2 separate regions of the Mus musculus genome follow, and region 1 is linked to region 2. The links are chromatin contacts, found by Hi-C or POLR2A ChIA-PET in ENCODE. All regions are on one chromosome and are shown on one strand. The core of a region is the stretch at or near the end of the contact, and the rest is flanking DNA. Distances in the headings are between cores, read along the strand shown. Region 1 holds the start of Amacr (alpha-methylacyl-CoA racemase). Region 2 holds the start of Tars (threonyl-tRNA synthetase).

Evidence for each region. A loop is a pair of places that touch in the nucleus more often than their neighbours do. ChIA-PET counts read pairs that join two places held with the same protein, here RNA polymerase II (POLR2A).
Region 1: POLR2A ChIA-PET joins it to region 2 with 17 read pairs in embryonic stem cell. The contact joins the promoter of Amacr here to the promoter of Tars in region 2. A Hi-C loop is called at or near these places in 1 of 37 maps with a recorded cell type or tissue (T-helper 2 cell). POLR2A ChIA-PET finds 5 or more read pairs at or near these places in 4 of 5 experiments (Patski and embryonic stem cell).

Annotation. Positions count from the first base shown.
Region 1 is chr15:10,979,238-10,985,492 of GRCm38, reverse strand. Amacr (alpha-methylacyl-CoA racemase) reads right to left here and starts at 3,737. Exons shown (of 5, transcript NM_008537.4): 1 at 3,440-3,737; 2 at 2,000-2,143; 3 at 647-807. The coding sequence starts at 3,683. Gm34315 (a long non-coding RNA gene) reads left to right here and starts at 3,860. Exons shown (of 3, transcript XR_383838.4): 1 at 3,860-3,941. It overlaps C1qtnf3 (C1q and tumor necrosis factor related protein 3), which reads right to left. Exons shown (of 6, transcript NM_030888.4): 6 at 5,331-6,255.
Region 2 is chr15:11,397,682-11,403,979 of GRCm38, reverse strand. It overlaps Tars (threonyl-tRNA synthetase), which reads left to right and starts at 4,322. Exons shown (of 19, transcript NM_033074.3): 1 at 4,322-4,494. The coding sequence starts at 4,441.

The sequences.
Region 1 (6,255 bases), core at 2,488-4,987, 420 kb after region 2:
AGCATCTCCTAAGAAAGGCAGCAAGAGGTCGGGACAGGAAGGCCCGCCTTCCTTAGCATCTCTAAGAACCTGCTCCACTGGCTGCAAACCACTGCTGAAACTCAGTTTTGAAGGATCGTTACTTGGTAGCTCTAGTTTAATCATAAAAGATAACTTGGAGAAAAACATTGAAATACAACACAGGAATCAGGCGAGTTGTTACAAGTTTAGAGCATGCTGCTAGAGATGGCTTACTGGAGATGCCTGCAGCCATGATTGACAACCTGAGTTCCCCAGAAGCCATAGGTAAAGGAGGATACTGACTCTCCAACCTTGTCCTCTGACCTCCAGATACATTCTTACACACTCACACTAAATAAATAAGGTTTAAAGCACCCCATAGGTGGCTTCAATATGGCATTCTGATGCATACAAAAGGGTGAGGCTATTTTAAAGCAAAGGACCTCTTGCCAGACATGTTGGCATTTATCTTTAATCCCTACATTCAGGAAGCAGAGGGAGGGGGGGCTTCCTGAGGTCCAGGACAGCCAGACCTACCCAGAAAGACCCAGTCTCTCTCACTCAGAAAGATTTGAGGCAGTCACACGTGATACTGAGGCACAAATGGCAAACCTAGCATCCCGCTCTGCCCCCAACTGATACTCACCATGCTTGAATCGATGACCTGCCCTCGGCCAGAGCGTGTGCGTTCAAAGAGAGCCAGCACAATGCCCAGTGTGCACATGAGGCCTCCACCGCCAAAGTCAGCCAGGAGATTCAGCGGTGGGTAGGGGTTCTCACCGCTTCTGCCAATCTTTGACAGAACGCCTGCACCATGGACAACAAATTGAACGCCCCTTTTAAGTGAACACAAGAATACCTTAGCAGGACAGCCGATTTTTATAGTCACTGCCCTAAGTGAAAACGGTGCACAATGCTCTTCAAACTATGAATCCACTGAGTCCACTTACAAAGCGTCCTCTTACATAAAAGCAAGCAAGCAAACAAACAAACAAAAAGATTTTAAAAAACCATCCCAACCGACATTTTCAATATTTTATTAAAGTCTTCACTAACTAAGTTTTAAAGAAGACATATTACTACCCATTTTTTCCTGGCTCTAAAACAGTATAATTCATTTTGAATTTTATTAAAAAGAGATATAAGAATATAATCATACCCAAAAAGGAACAGGAATTAAGTTTTGAAAATATGTGGAAAGCCCATTTTATACTTTGGACAGTCAGGAAGGTTTATATTCAACCTTTCAATATCTTCTTACAGAGAGTAGATTTGCTTTCATCAGTAACATGCAGTTCTTATACATAATAGAGCCAGGCTATTTGAAAACCCGTCCTCACGGATGCAGATTCTAACGAAGTGATAGCGAGACCTGAAAACCATGGGCTTTGAGCCGGGTTCACAGATGTCTGGAATGATGGCTCCAAGTGATTCGTGGTGAAGGAATGTCAGAATCAAACTGAATCAACTTTCCCACTAAGTAGAGTGACCAGCCATCATATTACCTTGCCTCTCACTCCTAGTCGGGGCTTCCTTAAAACTGACTTCCCAATTGTAGGAAACCAGTGCTACTACTGATTATTAGCCCTCAAATGGGTTAGGGTGGGGACAGAGCTTAAGGACAGCAGTTCTAGCAAATCAACCCGTTTTAACAACCACGTTCTCTCTGCCAGATGCATTAACATCTTCACATTTTTAAATTCGTGTTAATCAAGGCTGGGGCTAGAAAGAGAGCTCAGTGGTTGAGAATATGTACTGTTCTTCCAGAGGACCCAAGTTCGATTCCCAGCACCCACCTAGAAGGGTTTGCAACCTACCATGGTCCTGCTCCAGGTGATCCAGGACCCTCTCACCAGCATACATACTCACATGCATATAACCACATACACACATAATGAAAAATAATTAAATGTTTAAAAAACCCTTGTTAAGCAATGTAACTGTACTTCCTGATTTTGGAGCCAGTTCAAATTATTTTAGAAAAGCCTTTCAAACCTACCTGATAAAGCCAAATAGTTGATGTCATGGCCAGCTACTTTGGAGAAAATTCCCGATTGGCCAAATCCGCTCAGCCTGGCATAGATGAGCTTTGGATTGTCCTGCAGTAGAGTCTCTGGCCCAAGCTGGAGTTTCTCCATGACACCTTTAGAGGAAAGCAATCAATTGTTTTGTGGTTGTTGTTTTTGTTTGCTCCTGGGACAAGGACTGAGGTGCATATATCACATATCAAAATAGACCTGGCTCCAGGTCCTCCTCGCAGCACCCCTCAGTTCCTTCCTGGCATATGCTCCAGCCCCCAACCCTGAACTTTCCATCCCAGACCTGGGCTGCTCTTCCCCAAGAGGCTCTTCTCTATACAATCCAGACATTTTAAGCTCCCCATTCCTCCTCTTCCTCTTCCTCCCCCCCCCCCTATGACCTTTCTTTCTCTCTCCTTCCCTATCCTTCCTTTCCCCATGGACACTTCCCTGGTCCTTAGGGCCAGTGAACTGCTAGAGAGGAGCTTCCCAATAAACCTGCCTTTAATATAATCTAATCTGGCTTGAACTGGCTCGTTTCACACGCAGAAAAATAACCCTAACCTATCAGTTTTGTTTTTAAAGAGAGCACGAATCAAAGATGGGAATAATTCCTTTTACGGGGCAAACCAAAAACACACTCTTGCAAGTGATACTAACAGTGTTTGTTGTGATTTTGGTGAAAGTTGTCAGAATTAAGAGTCAACTGAAGAAACTAATCACACTGACCCACCCTCATCTTCAATTGGAGCATTTTTACATTGTGACATAATCTTAAATGTTACAGTACTGTCCTCAGATATGCTTGTGAGAACTAAAAGAGTTAAATATAAATATGCCTAGACACCCACTCCCGTCCCACTTATTGTCAAATTTACTGTCGTCCTGGTATCTACCAGGCAATATTAGTAAGGGGCTGGTTGGAATGGATTCTCTGAGCTAATACAGAAGGAATGCCTTCAGATTTGGTTCAGGGTTTGTGACAGTTGCAAATACCAATGTACAGTCGGATGGAGGTGCATGCCACCAAGCATGCAAGTGCTCAAAACTGATACTGTTAACAAATTGGTCGTTTGTCTACAGAGCACTAAAACAATGTTTTCATATGGCCCAAAGTAAATGAGGTGATCTTGAAGCTGGAACTTGGAAATACCAGCAATTAGAGAAAGGTTAACCATGGTCTGTGAATGGCTTTAGAGCATGGGTATATCACATATCAAAGGGTCAATGACTCTATTCCTATGTGAAGCTTTTCAGTCTATCTCTTGCACTAGATTCTCGTACGGTTCAATACCTCCAAATAATAAAGGCAAATCTGGGGGGGGGGGAATCAAGCAAATTAAAAGTCTTAAGAAGGAGTCAGAGAAGCTGGGAGAAATCGGGCAGGAGGGAATGTCATCTCGCAGCACCGCAGGGCTCACCGCAGCGGAAGGGCTCCAGCAACACGTCCGCGCGTGCGCACATGCGCCGCAACACCGTGACTCCCTGAGAGCGCTTCAGGTCCAGCGCTAGCGAGCGCTTGCCTCGGGCCAGAAAATTCTCGCCCGTGGAGCCCAGCCGGTTCACGCGCACCACCTCGGCGCCGAAGTCCGCCAGGACCATTCCGCAGAACGGCCCCGGGGCCAGGCCTGCCAGCTCCACAACCCTGACGCCACGCAGCACCATGGCCAGCCTTAGGGTGAGAGCGGAGCGGCTCGGCGCCCGAGCCACAGTTTATCTGCCCCGCCCCCTGCACCCCGCCTCGCCCCGCCCCGTCCGGGAAGGCTGCGCGCTTGCGCACTTCCTGCCCACCCTAGCATTGGATCAGTTGGTTTAGCTGCTCAACTTTGGTTTAGGTCATGAGTTGTGTCCTTGACCCCATGTTGTGCGAGTCCTCTTCGGACACTTTCATCGAGCCACCTGAATCGCTACCCTCACCCCCCAGTAAGTGATTAAAGGCACTCAACTCCTTAGATCAATGTAAGAAGGCAACCACTGGGTGTCTCCCTCGCCGCCCTGAAAACTAGTTGTCATCCTGCAACTGTTTGAAACCTCTCCTAGATGCCCATAGGGCCAGGGGTGTAGACCAGTTGCTAAATCCGTGCGCGGAGTCCAGCACCGCTTAAAACGCCGGTGTTGTGCACGCGGATAATCCCAGCATTTAGAAGAGTCTGGGATATCAGAATTATTCATCTCAGGTTAAATGGGAGAGTTTTAGAAGTCAGTTTGGTTTGTCAGCTGTCAGTTTTACGGACAGTTACAATTTTGAGTTAGAAACTTTTTTCAGCCTTTAAAATGCAACAAAATAATCACAAATATTCCATCCTCATTTACAGGTCCTTTTTCCCTTAGTAATGGGGGGAGCTTGCAGGTAGCCAGATGCAGCTCTAGGAAACTGAATAGAGCCAGACTTGAATGCTAGAAATCTCCCATACCCATTCTTAACAAGTGAGGAAGATAATAAAAGCAAAGGCGAAATGCTACATAGTTGTAGCCAAAACACTTTTAACCAGCTACTGAGTTTTAAGATATTTCAGGGAAAGGGGTCTGTGCTCTCTCAGAATGAGCAGCCTCGTGGTAAAGGCAGACAACTTCCACATGGTCCCTAATGCTCTCTGCTTGTCTGATGCTGTCTCAAGTGCCTACCCTTGCTCCAGCCTTGTTCTGTCCTATTATTTCCTTTGCATTTTGATAAACTGGAATGGAAAAATCTCATGGAAAGGTATGGCTGACTTCCACATGGAGACATTAACATTTTATCAGGGTTGCTGCCTTTCTATTTTTCTGAAAAAAAAAAAACAAACAAAAACAAAAAAACAGTGGTACAGATGTGGCTTGAATGACTTAAGCTTACATACAGGATCATGTACACATGAATCACAAGTCTTAGCCAGCATAATGTTTTACAAATCCTCCCAGAGTAGTGAGTTATCCAGAAGCCCCCCGCAAAGCAGACTGTGTGATAGGAGATCTCAACACTGCAGATCTTTTCTCTGGCCAAAATTCTCTTCTAAAAGCTAATCAGGGGAACAATCATATGAATTATGCATAGGCAATTGTGTCCAGATATTTTTAAAATGAGGGATATTCATGGTGCATTATTTGTAATAAAGCCTGGAATTTTTGGCATGTGGCACACAACTGTTATCCCAGCCCTTGGAGGGTGGAAGAAGAGCCATCAGGAATCCCAGGTCATCCTTGGCTATACAGCAATTTCAAAGCTAGCCTGGGCTACATGAGACCCTGTTCCAAATCAATAGCAACAACAACAATGACAACAACAATAACAAAATATATAGACGCAAACAAAAAACCTCCTAAAGCAAAAAGATTAAATAAGTAAGAAGCTTTAAATTTTTAAATTTTATTTTGTAATTGGTACGAGTTTTTTGCCTGCATGTGTGTCTGTGCAGTGTAGGCATGCCTGGTGCCTGCAGAGGCCAGAAGAGGGTGTTGTATCTGAGGGCAAGATGGCTGTAAGGTGACACGTGAACGCTGGGCAGCAAAAGTCAGTCCTCTGGGAAACAGCCAGTGTTCTTAACCGCAGAACCGCTTCTCCAGCCCCCAAATTATGTTACTATCTGTGTCAACTTATAGCAGGTAGCATAATGGTGTTTTGGTGGCAAATTTAATCCTTTTTCTTTATAGATTCTGGGATGGGGAAAGCTAGGCAAAAACCATCTAGCACCTTCTATAACACTGTGGCATATTAAAGTTGATTTGTGAACATTAGTCAAGTATGATAATAGAGAAAATAATATCATTTTTATTGAAAACATTTAAGACATGTTGTTATGGATCTCATAAATGGAATACACTTTACTTTGCATCCATTTGTCTGCCTGTATTTAATTAAGTTTACAGACCATTCAATATAACACGGTGTATATAAAAATTTGGGTATAATTCCCAAATTAAAAAAAATGTGATAACTTCTGTACTATATCAGCCTCATCTTACCTCAGCTTGTTGTACAGAGTCAAGAGAGCTCTACCACAGCCCCAGGAATGCAATGGCAAAGAGAAGATGTGGCAAGCCAGATGGGAGAAAAGTTTATATCTGCAAGTCTAAGCCAGTAGAACTCAATATTATCTACATGGGGTTGTTTGTTTGTTTTAAAAGAGGAGCCAATTATTTGTGAGCATTGTAAATAATTGCCCTATCTGAAGGTTACCTGAAATGACTAAATGTATTTTATTAATGAGTATAAGAATAAAACCCACTAAACCAAATGCTATTTCCCAGTTTAGACTTCAGA
Region 2 (6,298 bases), core at 3,073-5,572:
GCAATGCACAGCTACAATGTACTCTTAAGATCCAGAGAGGACAACAGAAACCAAGGAATGGAAAAAAATCACCCTACAAAAACAAGACCAGATATCAACACCAAGATCTCCCAAACCCAGATGTTTAGACATCAGCATAAAATCACAATCATTAGAAACCTGGGCAATACAGCCCCACTAGAGCCCAGCAACCCTACCACAGCAGGCCTTGAGAAAGGCAATATAGGAAAAGCACAAGACAAGGACTTCAAAATAGCTGTCATGACTATGATCAAGAACCTTAATAAGAATTGAATAAGTCCATTAAGGAAATCTATGAAAACCCAAACAAATAGTGGAATGAAATGTAGAAAACAGTTCAAGACATGAATCTAGAAATAGAATCAATAGAGGAAATCCAAACAAGGGAAACTGGAAATGAAAATTAAAAACTCAAATAGGAACCTCAGAAGAAAGCTTCACCAACAGAACACAAGAGATGGAAGAGAGAATCTCAGGCACTGAAGACAGGATGGAAAAATGGATATCTTGGTCAAATAAAAAGTGTGTGTGTGTGTGTGTGTGTGTGTGTGTGTGTATCCAGGCACAAAACATCCAGGAACTCTGGGACACTGTGAAGAGACCAAATCAAACAATAATAAGAGACTGAATAAGGATTAAAAAGAAACCCAGGTCAAAGGCATAGAAAATGTTTTTTAAAAATAATTGAAGAAAATTTCCCTAATCTAAACAAGGAAGTGCCTATCATGGTACAAGAAAATGCAGATCATCAAATAGAATTGCCCAGAAAATAATTCCTAAGATATAATATTCAAAACACTAAGCATACAGAATGAAGAAAAAATATCAGAAGTGTCCCGAGCTTGTGCCTCGCCGGCAAGAACACACTCGGACAACTGGATTCTTCTGCAGCAAGCTTTATTGCTTCATTAGGAGGAAGATTCCGAACCCCGGAAAATGGTGCTGCTTATATACACCTTGGAGTGTCGTGTCAGCACCTGATTTGTTGCTTGCCCATTGCCTCATTGCTACGCCCTGGGATGGGCAGTGACTTGGCACGAATTCACTTTTGCACCTGTGCACATTACTTGTTTACCAGTTAGGCACAGCGGAAGCCGGCGCCATCTTGTAATGGCGATTGCTCACGGCTCTCCACACAGAAGCAGCAAGGAGAAAGGGTCAAGTAACATATAAAGGCAGACCTATTAGAATAACATCTGACTTCTCATTGGAGACTCTAAAAGCCAGAATGGCCTGGATGGATGTTCTACAAACTCTAGGGAAGCACACGTGCCAGTCCAGACTACTATAGCTACCAATACTTTCAGTCACAGTAGATGCAGACAATAAGAGTTTCCATTATAAAACCAAATTGAAGCAAAAGCTATCATGTTAGGATTTTACTACTGTGAACAGACTCGATGAGCAAGGCAACTCTTATAAGGATTACATTTAATTGGGACTGGCTTATAGGTTCAGAGGCTCAGTCCATTATTATCAAGGTGGGAACATGGTGGCATCCAGGCAGGCATGGTGCAGGAAGAGCTGAGAATTCTACATCTTCATCTGAAGGCTGCTAGCAGAATACTGACTTCCAGGCAGCTAGGATGAGGGTCTTAAAGCCCACACCCACAGTGACACACCTACTCCAACAAGGCAACACCTACTTCACCAAGGCCACACCTCCTAATAGTGCTGCTCCCTGGCCTAAATATAAAATATATAAACCATCACAGCTATCTATAAATCCAGTTCTACAGAAAGTTCTAGAAGGAAGTCTCCAACCTAAAGAGTTAAACACACCCAAGAAAACTCAATGTATAAGTAATCTTAGAACAAAATATCAAAAGAAGGTAGAAAATCAAACAAACAACAAACAGACCAAAACCAAACCACAACAAAACACAGCAACAAAAAACCCCTCACACTATTACAATGAAATAATGGGTATCAACAAACATTGCTCATTATTAATTGAAGAAGATCTCAGAAAATGGAGATATCTCCCATGCTCATGGATTGGCAGAATTAACATAGTAAAAATGGCCATCCTACCAAAGGCAATCTATAGATTCAATGCAATCCCCATCAAAATCCCAATACAATTCTTCAAAGACATGGAAAGAACAATTCTCAATTTCATCTGGAAAGGCAAAAAATCTAGAACAGAGAAATAATTCTTAACAATAAAAGAACCTCTGGAGGAATCAGCATCCCTGACCTCAAGCTTTACTACATAGCAATAGTGATAAAAACTGCATGGTATTGATACAGAGACAAACATGTTGATCAATGGAATAGAATTGAAGACCCAGAAATAAAAAGACATACTACAATCACTTGATCTTTGACAAAGATGCCAAAAATATACAATGGAAAAAAGAAAGCATCTTCAATAAATTTTGCTGGTTTAACTGGCTGTCTGTATGTAGAAGAATAAAAATTGACCCATATTTGTCACCTTGTACAAAGCTCAAGTCCAAGTGGATCAAGGACCTGAACATTAAACCAAATACACTAAATCTAGTAGAAGGGAAAGTGGGAAAGAGCCTTGAACTCATCGGCACAGGGGGAAATTTGCTAAACAGAATTCCAATGGCTCATGCTCTAAGATCAACAATTGATAAATGTGATCTCATAAAACTGGAAAGCTTCGTCCATTGGTTGGGCGCAAATATCTGTACCTGACTTCTTTCAGCTGCTTGTTGGGTCTTTCAGAGTGCAATCATTATTTGTGAGCTCTCCATAGCCTCAATAATGGTGTCAGGCCTTGGGACCTCTCCTAGAGCTGGATCCTATTTTGGGCCTGTCACTGGACCTTCTTTTCCTCAGGCTCCTGTCCATTTCCATCCCTATTATTCTTTCAGACAGGAACAATTATGGGTCAGAGATGTGACTATGGGATGGCAACCCCATCCCTCACTTGTCTTCCTGCTGGAGGTGGACTCTATAAGTTCCCTCTCCCTACTGTCGGGCATTTCATCTAAGGTCCCTCCCTTTGATTCCTGGGAGTCTCTTATACCCACAACAAGGTTGGTGATAGTGATACCTTCAACATTTTTTTTCAGGATTGTTTTAGCCATCGTGATTTTGTGGTGTGTGTGTGTGTGTGTGTGTGTGTGTGTGTATCTAAAACTTAACATTCTACGTTCTGTAAAGAATTGTGTTGGAAGTTTGGTGGCAATTGCTTTGACTTTGTAGATTGCCTGTGGTAGAATGGTAGAATGGCCATTTTTACTGTATTTATCTATGAACATGGGGGGATTTTTATGTTTTCTGAAATTTTCTCAATTTCTTTCTTCATTGTCTTAAAGTTTTTCTTGTACAATCTTTCACTTGTCTTGTTTGAGTTACTCCAAGATAGTTCATGTTTTTTGAGGCCGTTGTGAAATGTATTGTTTCCCTGGACAATATGTTCCTTGGAAATGGGAACCTGCTCCTTGAAGAGTCACCCAGGAGGCATTTGTCACATTCAAGTGGATCTCAGCGAGTTCCAGGACAGCCGGGCTATACATACAGTGAGACCCTGTCTCAATTCTACTCGGCTGGTGTGTGTGTGTGTGTGTAGGTTGGTGGTGGTGTGGACATTGGGTGGACATGGTTGCAAACGCCTGTAATCCTCTAATTTGGGTGGCTATTGCAGAAGGCTCCCAGATTAGCCAGATCTAAATTGCAAGTTCGAGGCTATCCCTGGCTGCACAGTGAAGCAAAGAAAAAACACAGAACAACCCAAAAACTGGCAGCTGCTATTAGGATAAGCAGGCCAACTAGAACTTTCTGCTAAGCATTTTGCTTAAGTAGTAAAAATCTAATCTCGAGCTCCCGTGATATCAATGACTTTTGTGTGGAGTTTATTCCTTCAAGTAAAAAGTTAATTTTATCTCTGTGCCGTCTATGGGAAAACTCCGTGAGACACTGAGAAAGCTTTGATCAATGGCGCTTGTCCCTCAAACAGCAAATCGGTCCTATTCTCATGAGGAAGGCTGAGTCATCGCTTCAGATTATCAGCCAACGTTCCAGGTAGAGCGCATCTGAGATAAACCAGAGCGCCAGAGACCATATCCAGCAATTCCGGGAAACTCAGTCCAAGCAGCTCAAGTTCACTACGGTGGCCGCTAAGGCCATGCAAGCTACAGTCAGAAGGGGAAGAGTGCGCTTGCGCGCCTCACTACACAGTCTGGAACTAATGGGATTTCTTGAAGGGTTCGTCATTCTCGGCTATTCTATTGGCCAAGGAAAGGGAGGACCCGCCTCTCCGCGTAGCCCATTGGCCTCGTGTCCAGGTAGGGCGGGGCCAGGAGTCCCGTTGCATCAGCTGGTTAGCTGGTTCCGCCTGTGGCCACGTGGCGCACGCGCAGTGCGGAATTGTAGGTCTACACCGCCGGCTTGGGGTCTTCTCTGCGGTGCAGCTCACGGGTTTTGTCTCTCTGTGGTCCTTCCATGTCGCAGGAGAAGGCTAGCAGCCCTTCGGGGAAGATGGACGGCGAGAAGCCGGTGAGCAGGCGCCGTGGGGTGCAGAGAGCGGATGTGTTCTGGGAGCCGGCACTGCCCGGCGGGGCAGGAGTGGAAAGTAGCAGGGAGCAGTCGGTATTGGGGGCCCTGGGTAATAAGTTAGGAACTCTTGCTGGCAGGGTCTGGGGGGTGGGGGGGCATCTTCATCCTAGAGATCTGTGAATTGAGACTGAGTGGTTTGCTCAGATAGTAAGCATTTGGGGCTTAGACTCCCGCGCTTGTATTTTTTCACTAAAATAAGCGGGAAGAACATTTGAAGAACTTTTTAAAATCCTAAACTGCGTGGAGCAAAAAGCTCTAGTTAGGAAGGAAAAGCCAGTCCCCGCGATCAGATCCAGTTTGCCCAAGATTGGGTGCTAAATAAGGCTGGATGCCCCCATTGACAGACTGTTTTGAAATTAAAGCCTCTGTCTGCCAGGTGCTGGAAGCGACCTAAATAACTTCACACACATCCCCTTTAAACTTTGCTTTGGGCTGTCACCCACTGGTTAGGAACAGCATTTGTACACTGGCGTGTTTTCTGCCCCACCCCTCTTTTACAGCCAACTGTGCCTGTGTCCCCTGTGTATTTATTTGCCCTGGCACTTAGTCAGGCAGTCCAGGTGGCTACACAAGTTAAGATCGATTCCTGACTTTGGGGGCTCCCCAAATGTGCAGGACTGGAAAATCGTACTTCTCTGATTAGCTTGGTTGAGTTATAGAGAAGCACAGTCAGACTGTTTTATTGGGTTTGGAAAAATGAGGTCAGGTAAATCAGGCAGGGCAGGGCTGTCCAGGTTCAGGGGATGAATTGTGCCCCGGCTGTACAGGGAGAGACGGGAGGGAAGTGCAGCGATTGAGGCTATCAGTATTCTCTACGTGCAGGAGTTTTGTAGGGAGGTGCTATGTATGTATTGTATTGTCAAAAAGTGACATGGCATGGGGGTTTAAGGAACATTGGAAAGGGGTGAGGCCATATGACAGATTGTCTAGGTAACCATTGCTGACGGTTGCTAGGGTCTTCATCAAGAGGAGTTTCCATCCTGATAGGGCAAATCACTAAAATGCTTGTGTATGCGCTTTAAGCTACAGATTTAAGGCGATGAATGACAGGTATACATGGATAGATTTTGTTCCTATTTCCTTATGTTTTTAAGGTGTTTTATGGTTTTATAACTTGGTTACCCCTTTGCCTCCTTCCCTGCTGTCTTTTTTTAAATATTTTTTTTATTTAGATTTATTTATTTATCATATGTAAGTGCACTGTAGCTGTCTTCAGACACTCCAGAAGAGGGAGTCAGATCTCATTACGTATGGTTGTGAGCCACCATGTGGTTGCTGGGATTTGAACTCAGGACCTTTGGAAGAGCAGTCAGTGCTCTTACCTGCTGAGCCATCTCTCCAGCCCCTCCTGCTGTCTTTTAATCCTGCTAAACCCACCCTGTTACTTCTGAGGCCGACTGGGTTCTTGAGATTCGTCTGAGGCTGGAAGCTTCTTAAGATAATCATCCCCTGAGTGGGCATGTAACACTTCAGAGTGGGACTTTGTGAGTAAAATTACTTGAAATGTGAAGTGTGATGTCATTTCCTCTGTAATAATCAGGTACCTTAAACTTCTGGCAGCTTCCTGGGCGAGGTACAGATCTGACCCCAGACTTCGCTTGTCATCGAGAGCCGTCCTCAGCCCCACAGGCTGCAAGGCCTTTTTCCTTTCACACATAATCTTCACAGCATTGTTGTGAAGAACATAATTACATTCAGTGTGAAGAGGGAAAACAGCCTAGGAGATCTGAAGTGATAAACAAGT